Regions from separate parts of the Homo sapiens genome. Here region 2 is linked to region 1. The links are chromatin contacts, found by Hi-C or POLR2A ChIA-PET in ENCODE. All regions are on one chromosome and are shown on one strand. Each heading gives the region's core, a stretch centred on a gene start or an enhancer-like site at or near the end of the contact. The rest is flanking DNA. Distances are from core to core; before and after follow the strand shown.

Evidence for each region. A loop is a pair of places that touch in the nucleus more often than their neighbours do. ChIA-PET counts read pairs that join two places held with the same protein, here RNA polymerase II (POLR2A). Pooled maps may share reads with other maps.
Region 2: a pooled map shows a loop between it and region 1 (2.2-fold over the local background). The contact joins two enhancer-like sites. A Hi-C loop is called at or near these places in 1 of 50 pooled maps. POLR2A ChIA-PET finds 5 or more read pairs at or near these places in 4 of 52 experiments (AG04450, BJ, MCF 10A and 1 more).

The regions. Positions count from the first base shown.
Region 1 is chr3:16,058,057-16,061,904 of GRCh38, forward strand. No RefSeq gene overlaps it. Among named protein-coding and RNA genes, the nearest start is that of GALNT15, 110 kb to the right of the region's middle. RefSeq lists an enhancer at 1,595-2,794. Within about 2 kb of position 2,400, at least 19 of the 41 ENCODE cell types and tissues checked have a DNase peak (open chromatin) inside an H3K27ac peak, as active enhancers do.
Region 2 is chr3:15,981,944-15,986,096 of GRCh38, forward strand. No RefSeq gene overlaps it. Among named protein-coding and RNA genes, the nearest start is that of MIR563, 110 kb to the left of the region's middle. Within about 2 kb of position 1,433, at least 9 of the 41 ENCODE cell types and tissues checked have a DNase peak (open chromatin) inside an H3K27ac peak, as active enhancers do.

The sequences.
Region 1 (3,848 bases), core at 1,150-3,649:
TCCACTCACTTTTGCATTTCTTCTCAAAGTTAAACTTCTGATATCTAGAAATATACTTAAAAGGGGAACCTCAGGAGAGCTATTTGCTTTTTAATAATATTGTAAATTATTGACTCTAATTATTTCCTCCCTCTGTCCACACCCTTTGCCATCTATATTTACTATCTATATTTGTACTTCCCTGACCTAGACTTGTGCTTTAGCCAATGGAATGTGAGTGAAAGTGATAATATGGCAAAGTTTTGGGTCTGTCTTAAGTGACAGTACTTGATTCTGTTTGCCTGTCTTGTATCTCTACCATTACCATGAGAAGAGCTTGTCCTGGGAAGCTCCTGCCTCCTAGCAATGATGAACACACATGGAGTAGACATGAGCCCCAAATCAGTGAGGAGCCAAGCCCAGCTGTACCTTCAACTTGCTTCAGAGATACCTAGCTGATGCTAGACTAGATTAACAGAACCACACCCAACCTTTGAACACACAAGCAAGAATTAATGATTGTTGTTTAAGTCACCGAGTTTTGGGTTGATTTGTTACCCAGCAATAAATGGCTGCTACAAATAATAATAATAATAATAGCCAATTTGCCTATGACTTGACCAGGATCATTCAGCTAGTGACCAGTGCAGATGGAATTCAAATCTGCCTCTAAATTCCATACTCTTAATCACTTCCTTATATGATCTTGAGAAATAAACCTAGTTAATACTTAGGTGAGTTATTTTCAGGCAGAAATTTTTATCCTGGAATTAAGACAATATGAGAAAAGACATACATTTCTTTTCACATGGATTACAGGGAAGAGGAGAGCTATAGTCATACCAGAATAATTCACTCATAAGAAAATTCAGTCAGGGCCCCCAGATCTGACAGAGAGGGAACAGCATATTAAAACAGAAAACTAGAAGAAAGCAGGATTCAGGATTTAAAAATAGCAGGCCATAAAAAGTACAGATGAAGGGCTGCCCAGTATGACCACTATCATGCTAGAATTTGTCTGCCTCTTACTATCTTTGTGGTCTTCTCTGTGCCTTAGCTTTTCATCTATGAAATAGGAATAATGAAAGTAACTACTTCATCAGGCTGTTCAGAGGATTGAATGAGTTGGTGTGTGTCAAGTGCTGGGAAGAGTGTCTGGCACATTGTAAGCAGTGTATGCGTGTTAGCTTAGTGGTGCCTCTAGAAGGGAGCACCATACTTAACTATCTGCCTGGTATTTCTGACTCCACCACTGTGATGGTTTTGTATTGTGTCAACTTAGCTACTAGAACTACATTTCCCAGAATTCCTTCCCCTGTATGGTCTAGATTAGGAGTGCCATGTGAGGAATCTGCGTGAGATTTGGAAGGTGAATGTGGAGCATCAGCCATCACTGTCTGGAGGTCGGTGTCGGACACAAGGGGCTGCTGCAGTCTTCACTCATCACGGACCTACACAGGGCAGCAGCTGGGCCTGCACCTCCTCTCCTCCTTCTGGACCTCCTCCTGTAGCTGCTCTGGCCAGGAGTGTGTGTCACTCCATGATGGAGGATCCCAGCTTGCGGGTCACCGATGTGGTTGAGATTGAGATGGTAGAAGACAGATATGACTTGCAGTTGGTCCCTGTGGATTTCAGTTGGTCCTTATGGATTCCTCTTTGTCTTCACAGATTTTCGTTTTCCTTGCTTTTTTGCACTTCATGCCCAGCTTTCCATCCAAACAGCCTGGCCTGCTGACCCATAGCAACTTCAGGATTGGCCCACCAAATGCAGAGGGAACAGCCTTGCACAGACATCTCCACCAGCTCCCATCATGACTCCAGGTCCAATCTCTATTGCAAATCTGTGTTTTTCTACATCATTCATCGTGGTCATGCTTCCTTGATTGAACCTTGCCTGATACATCCCCCACCACATTGCTCTGTGAGTTGGATATAAGACAGTGGTACCACTGAAAGCTCAAGGTTCTTTTTAACACATTTTGCATTTACTATAACTCTAAGCATTTTGGCTCCCAACTGCCACCCTTTGCCTTCTCTCTATTTCCCCAGAACTTCTCTGTGGGAGGACTTTGAGCAATAAGGAAAGAGTATTGACTGCTGAAATTCCACAGAAAAAATATCCAATTTCTTTCTTCAGCACAGTGATGGGTGGGGTTAACCACAGATTTGTCATCAGATTTTAAAATCAAAGCAGTAAGATTTTCCTAAAAATAAATGAAAAAGAAAAAGAATTCTATTTACCTCAATATTGCTATTTTCACAATTTCCTAGAACAAGTTGTACGGAGTAATACAAATGCTAAGAAGGTGGGTCCAAATGAAATACAGAATTCATAATAAGAGGATGTTGTTACTCAGAAGAAGGACAACCCAGTGTGCTTTGAGATGGTATTGCAGCAATGAAAACAAGCTCAATGTCCATGTCAGATAAACAATTGTCGTCACAGCTCTGGAAGTTTGGGAAGTGACTCATCTTCAGGAATGGGCAGTGAGTGAAGACAACTGTTTACCTCAGCCCTTTGGTGGTTGACACAAACATTCTTTTCTTCCCCTGTGACTTGGCCACTGGGAGATGCTGTTGCAGCCACGTGCATCGGCACCCCAGCTTCCACCACATAGATGCTCACCTCTCCTGCCCCGTGATGCCTTACACTCTCTGCCCTCAGGTTCTTACTGTCCTTAGGGGTGGAAAATCTCTAAAATCAGTGGATTTCCTGGTAAATGGGGGAGAAAATAATTCAGGAAGCCTCTCCTTGCAAGGAGGGACCATTGTTAGGAACTTTTGGTCTGAGATGCTATGGCTGAGTCCAGGGGGGCAACAAAGAACAGACCAGTTCCAAACTCGATCAGCTAGCAAAAAAAAAAAAAAAGAAAAAAAAGAAAGGGACTAAAGGGGGTGTAGAGACTCTGGTGGAGGCAGGGCAGAGCCAAAATCAGGGAGAGGATCCTCCCCTGTCAGTGGGAGGTAGTGATTGCTGGAGTCAGGGCCACAGCAAGGTCAGGGATGGAGGAATGGAGAATTCATGCAGGAGAAGCTTGGCTGGAGCTGCAGTGAATCAGAGGGTGCATCACCAGCAGGGCTCTGGCTAGCTGCACTGTTGTCTTTTTCTGCTTTATCTGAGTTGTTTCATTACCAGGACCCAGAATTTCTACTGCTATAGCCATAGAGGGCTGACTGCTCAGGAAGCAGGGTGGCAGTGGAGGCATGTCATCCAGAGAAGTGCACATCCTTGCACCAGGACACATGAACAACAATGTTCACAGTGGCATTGCTCATAATAGCTCCAAATGAGAAACTAACCAAACGACATCAACGTCAGAATGGATCAAGAAATGGTGGTATATTTATAAGTAAACTGCAGCTGTTTATACAGTGGAATACTATATTCATTTCCTAGGGCTGCCATAACAAATTAGTACAAACTGTGTGGCTTAAAATAACAGGAATTTATCATTTCACAATTGAGGAGGCTAGAAGTGTAAAATCAAGGTATCAGGAGGGTTGGTTCCTTCTGGAGGTTCTCGGGGAGAATCTGCTCCATGCCTGTCTCCCAGCTTCTGGTCTTTGCCTGCAATCCTTGGCATTCCCTGGCTTGTAGCTGTCATCACTCCCATCTCTGCCCCCATCTTCACATGGTACTCTCCCTGTTTCTCTCAATGTCTTCACATGAACATCTTATAAAGACAACAGTCATCAGATTAAGGGCCCCCCAATCCGGTATGAATCATTTTAACTGATTACATCTGCAAAGGTCCTGTTTCCAAATGAGGTCACTTTCTGAGGTTCTATGTGGATGTGAACTTTTTGGGGGACACAATTCAATGAGTGCAAATACTATACAGCCATGAAAATGAATGAACTACGGCTGC
Region 2 (4,153 bases), core at 183-2,682, 77 kb before region 1:
AAAGTGCAAAAATAAGCTTACAACCAATACATTTTAATACATTAGCACTCTGTTATAACCAACCTTCAAATCAAGGAATAGAATATTAACAGTACCCAGGAAACCCTCTGTGTCACTACTACCCCATCTCCTGCAAATTAACCACTATTTGAACTAATAGCATAGATTACTTTTAACCAGTTTTTTTCTTTATATAAACACAATGCCATAATATATCCTCTTTTGTGTCTAACTTCTTTTGTTCGACTTTACATTTATGAGGCTCATCCATATTGTTGTAATTGTAGTTTGTATTCTTATTGTTGTATAGTGTTCCATTGCATGAATTTACTACAATTTAAATTCATTATATTATTGATGGGTATTAGGGCAATTTCCAGTTTGGGGCTATTACAAATAGTGCAGCTAGGTACATCTTAATACTTTTGTCAGGGAAACACATGCCACATTTCTGTGGGAATTAGGAGTGAGATTGCTGGGTCATAGCGTGTGTCTATGTTTAGCTTTAGTGATACTGTCAAGCAGTTTTCCAAACTGTAAGCCCCATTCTTAATGTAAAAGTGAATGCTCCTGCCCCTGTTCTATCCCTTCCTAAGAGTTGTGACAAATCTCAAACAGGACATTACTTTCACATAGGTTTATGAATTTCTGCCAAAACATTGGTGCTCACATTTCAAAATAAATAAATGCATCCATGAAATCCTCACCAGCGGCAGACTGAGAAAGCAAAGAATCCAGATGACAGCCATAATGCTGAGATGCTAAGATGGTTTTCTTTGTTGCCTAGAGCGCTGGGAGTCTTTTGCAAAAGCTGCTGCCAATCAGGCTTGCCTATCTTTGCAGGGCTAATTAACAGCACTTGGGCAAGCAAGGGGGCGGACGCCTGCACGATGATGCGAATGGTGCCATCCCAAGGCTTATGACTAATTATAAACACAAAGCACTTAAGGGCCGAGATTAATAATGAAAAAAAAAAAAAGCCGAAACAAAAAGCTGAAAAACCTCTTCAGAATTCTAATGCCAGCATGGTTGTGGTTGCGTGACTCAGGGCAGGGGTGCTGGCAAAAATCTCCGGACTAAATCACACAGCGCCTATGTCATGCAGCCAGCCTCCCAGTCATGTGCTACAGAAGGGCTTCCTTTGTGTCATGCAGGATTTCAGGGGAGTGTGTCAGCTCCATTTCCAGGGTGCCCTGGGCCCTAGCATGATAAATCTGTTATTCCCTTGCCCTCCCTCAGCATGGAAGAGCAGACTGGGGTAATTCAGGCCCCTACAGGAGTGGGTAGGGTGGGGTTGTGTGTGCAAGCTCTGATCCCCTTAGCTACAAACCACAAATAATCCATAAAGTATGCAAATTAGCTCCCAATTAATAGCACTTACTAACATCTTGAACTGTGTAAGGAGAAGCTGTGTTTGCCAGAGAGGAAAGCAACACTCATGCACCTCATTGCAAAACACGTCTGGTCAGGCGGAAAACCCTGGACTTGCTGGGAGGGAGGGAAGAATGAAGTTGAAACTGAAAGGCTGCTTTGGTGCCCTCAGGTCATCTGGAAAAGTGTCCACACAGTTCAGGCTTGAGGAGTAATTTGATGTGAGATGAGGATTCAGATGAGAATGAGTTTCCCTGCTTCCCCTTTCCTTGGGGCTCTGCTTGGTCCAGGCCCTAATGAGTTCTGAATGTTCAACTACAGGTCCTCCCACCAGCCTCTGAGAAGAGAACAGGACAACCCAATACCCCCAGAAAACTGGAAGTAAGGGTCAAGGGTTGAGGTGAGGGTGGTGGGGGAAGGGAGGAGAAAACAAACTATTACTTTTAAAAAGTGGTGAAAAATTGTTTGCCATTATCTGTTGTTTTTTTCCTTTTTAATACTAGCCATTCTGACTGGTGTGAGATGGTATCTCATTGTCATTTTGATTTGCAGTCTCTCTGATGATGACTTATGTTGAGCATTTTTTAACATTTGTTGGCCACTTGTATGTCCTCTTTTGAGAAGTGTTGGTTCATGTCTTTTGCCTACTTTTTGATGTTTTTTTTTCTTGTTGGTTTGTTTAAATTCCTTATATATTCTGGGTATTAGTCCTTCGTTAGATGCATAGTTTACAAATATTTTCTCCCATTCTGTTGGTGTCTGTTTACTCTGCTGATAGTTTCTTTTGCTGTGTGGAAGCTCTTTAGTTTAATCAGGTCTCACTTGTCAATTTTTGTTTTTGTTTCATTTGCTTTTAAGGTCATCATAATTTTTTTTGCCTAAGCCAATGTCTGGAAGAATATTTCCTAGATTTTCTCCTAGAATTTTTGTAGTTTGAGGTTTTACATTTAAGTCTTTAATCTATTTTGAATTAATTTTTGTATATGGTAAATGGTCCAGTTTCATTCTTCTGCGTATGGTTAGCCGGTTTTCCCAGCACCATTTATTGAATAGGGTGTCCTTCCTCATTGCTTAGTTTTGTTGACTTTGTTGAATACGAGTTTGTTGTAAGTGTGCAGCTTTATTTCAGGGGTCTCTATTCTCTTCCATTGGTCTATGTGTCTATTTTTGTAGCAGTACCATGCTGTTTTGCTTACTGTGGCCTTGTATATCATTTGAAGTTGGGTAATGTGGTGCTTCTGGCTTTGGTTTTTTTTTTTTTTTTTTTTTGCTTAGGATTGCTTTGGACTCTATATGAATTTTAGAATAGTTTTTTTCTAATTCTGTGAAAAATGACATTGGTAGTTTGACAGGAACAGCATTAAATCTTGCAGATTGCTTTGGGCAATATTGGCATTTTAATAATACTGATTCTTCCAACCCATGACCATAGGATGCTTTTCCATTTGTTTCCATTTGTGTAATCTATAATTTCTTTTAGCAGTGTTTTGTAGTCCTCCTCATAGAGATCTTTCACCTCCTTAGTTAGATGTATTCCTAGATATTTTATTTTATTTTATTTTTGTGTGTGGCTATTGTAAATGGAATTGCATTCTTGCTTTGGTTCTCAGCTTGAGTGTTATTAATGTATAGAAATGCTACTGATTTTTGCACATTGATTTTGTATCCTGAGACTTTGCTGAAGTCATTTATCAGGTCTAGGAGCTTTTTGGCAGACTATGGGGTTTTCTAGGTATCAAATCATACTGTCAGTGAAGAGAAATGACTTTCTATTTTTCTATTTGGATGCCTTTTATTTCTTTCTCTTGCCTGATTGCTCTGGCTAGGACTTCTAGTACTATAATATGTTTAATAGAAGTTGTGAGAGTGGGCATTCTTGTCTTGTTCCAGTTCTTAAAGGGAATGCTTCCAGCTTTTGCCCATTCAGTATAATGTTGGCTGTGAGGTTGTCATAGATAGTTCTTATTATTTTGAGGTATGTTCCTTTGATGTCTAGGTTGTTGAGGGTTTTTTAACATGAAGGGATATTGGATTTTATCAAATGCTTTTTCAGAATCTATTAATACAATAGTATGTTTTGTGTTTTTAAATCTGTTTATGTGGTTAATCACATTGATTTGCATATGTTGAACCAACCTGGCATCCCAGGAATAAAGCCCACTTGATCATGGTAAGTTAACTTTTTGATGTGCTGCTGTATTTAGTTTGCTAGTATTTTGTTAAGGATTTTTGTGTCTTTGTTCATCAGGAATATTGGACTGTAGTTTTCTTTTTTGTTGTTGTTGTGTCTTTGTCAGATTTTGGTATCAGGATGATACTGGTTTCATAGAATGAGTTAGGGAGGAGTCCCTCCTCAATTTTTTGAGAATAGATTCAGTAGGACTGGTACCAGGTCTTCATTGTATGTCTGGTAAAATTTGGCTATTAGTCCATCTGCTCCAGGGCTTTTTTGGTTGGTAGGCATTTTTATAACGGATTCAATTTTGTTACTCTTCATTAGTCTATTTAGAATTTCTGTTTCTTCCTGGTTTGATCTTTGGAGGTTGTGTTTCCAGGAATTTATCCATTTCCTGTGGATTATCTGTGCATATAGAGATGTTCATAATAGTCTCTGAAGATCTTTTGTATTTCTGTGGGATTGGTTGTGATGTCATCTTTATTATTTCTGATTGTGTTTATTGGATCTTCTCTCTTTTTTCTTTGTTAATCTAGCTGGATCACTAAATCTCTACTAAAACTATAAAAATTAGCTGGGCATGGTGGTGGGTGCCTGTAATCCCAG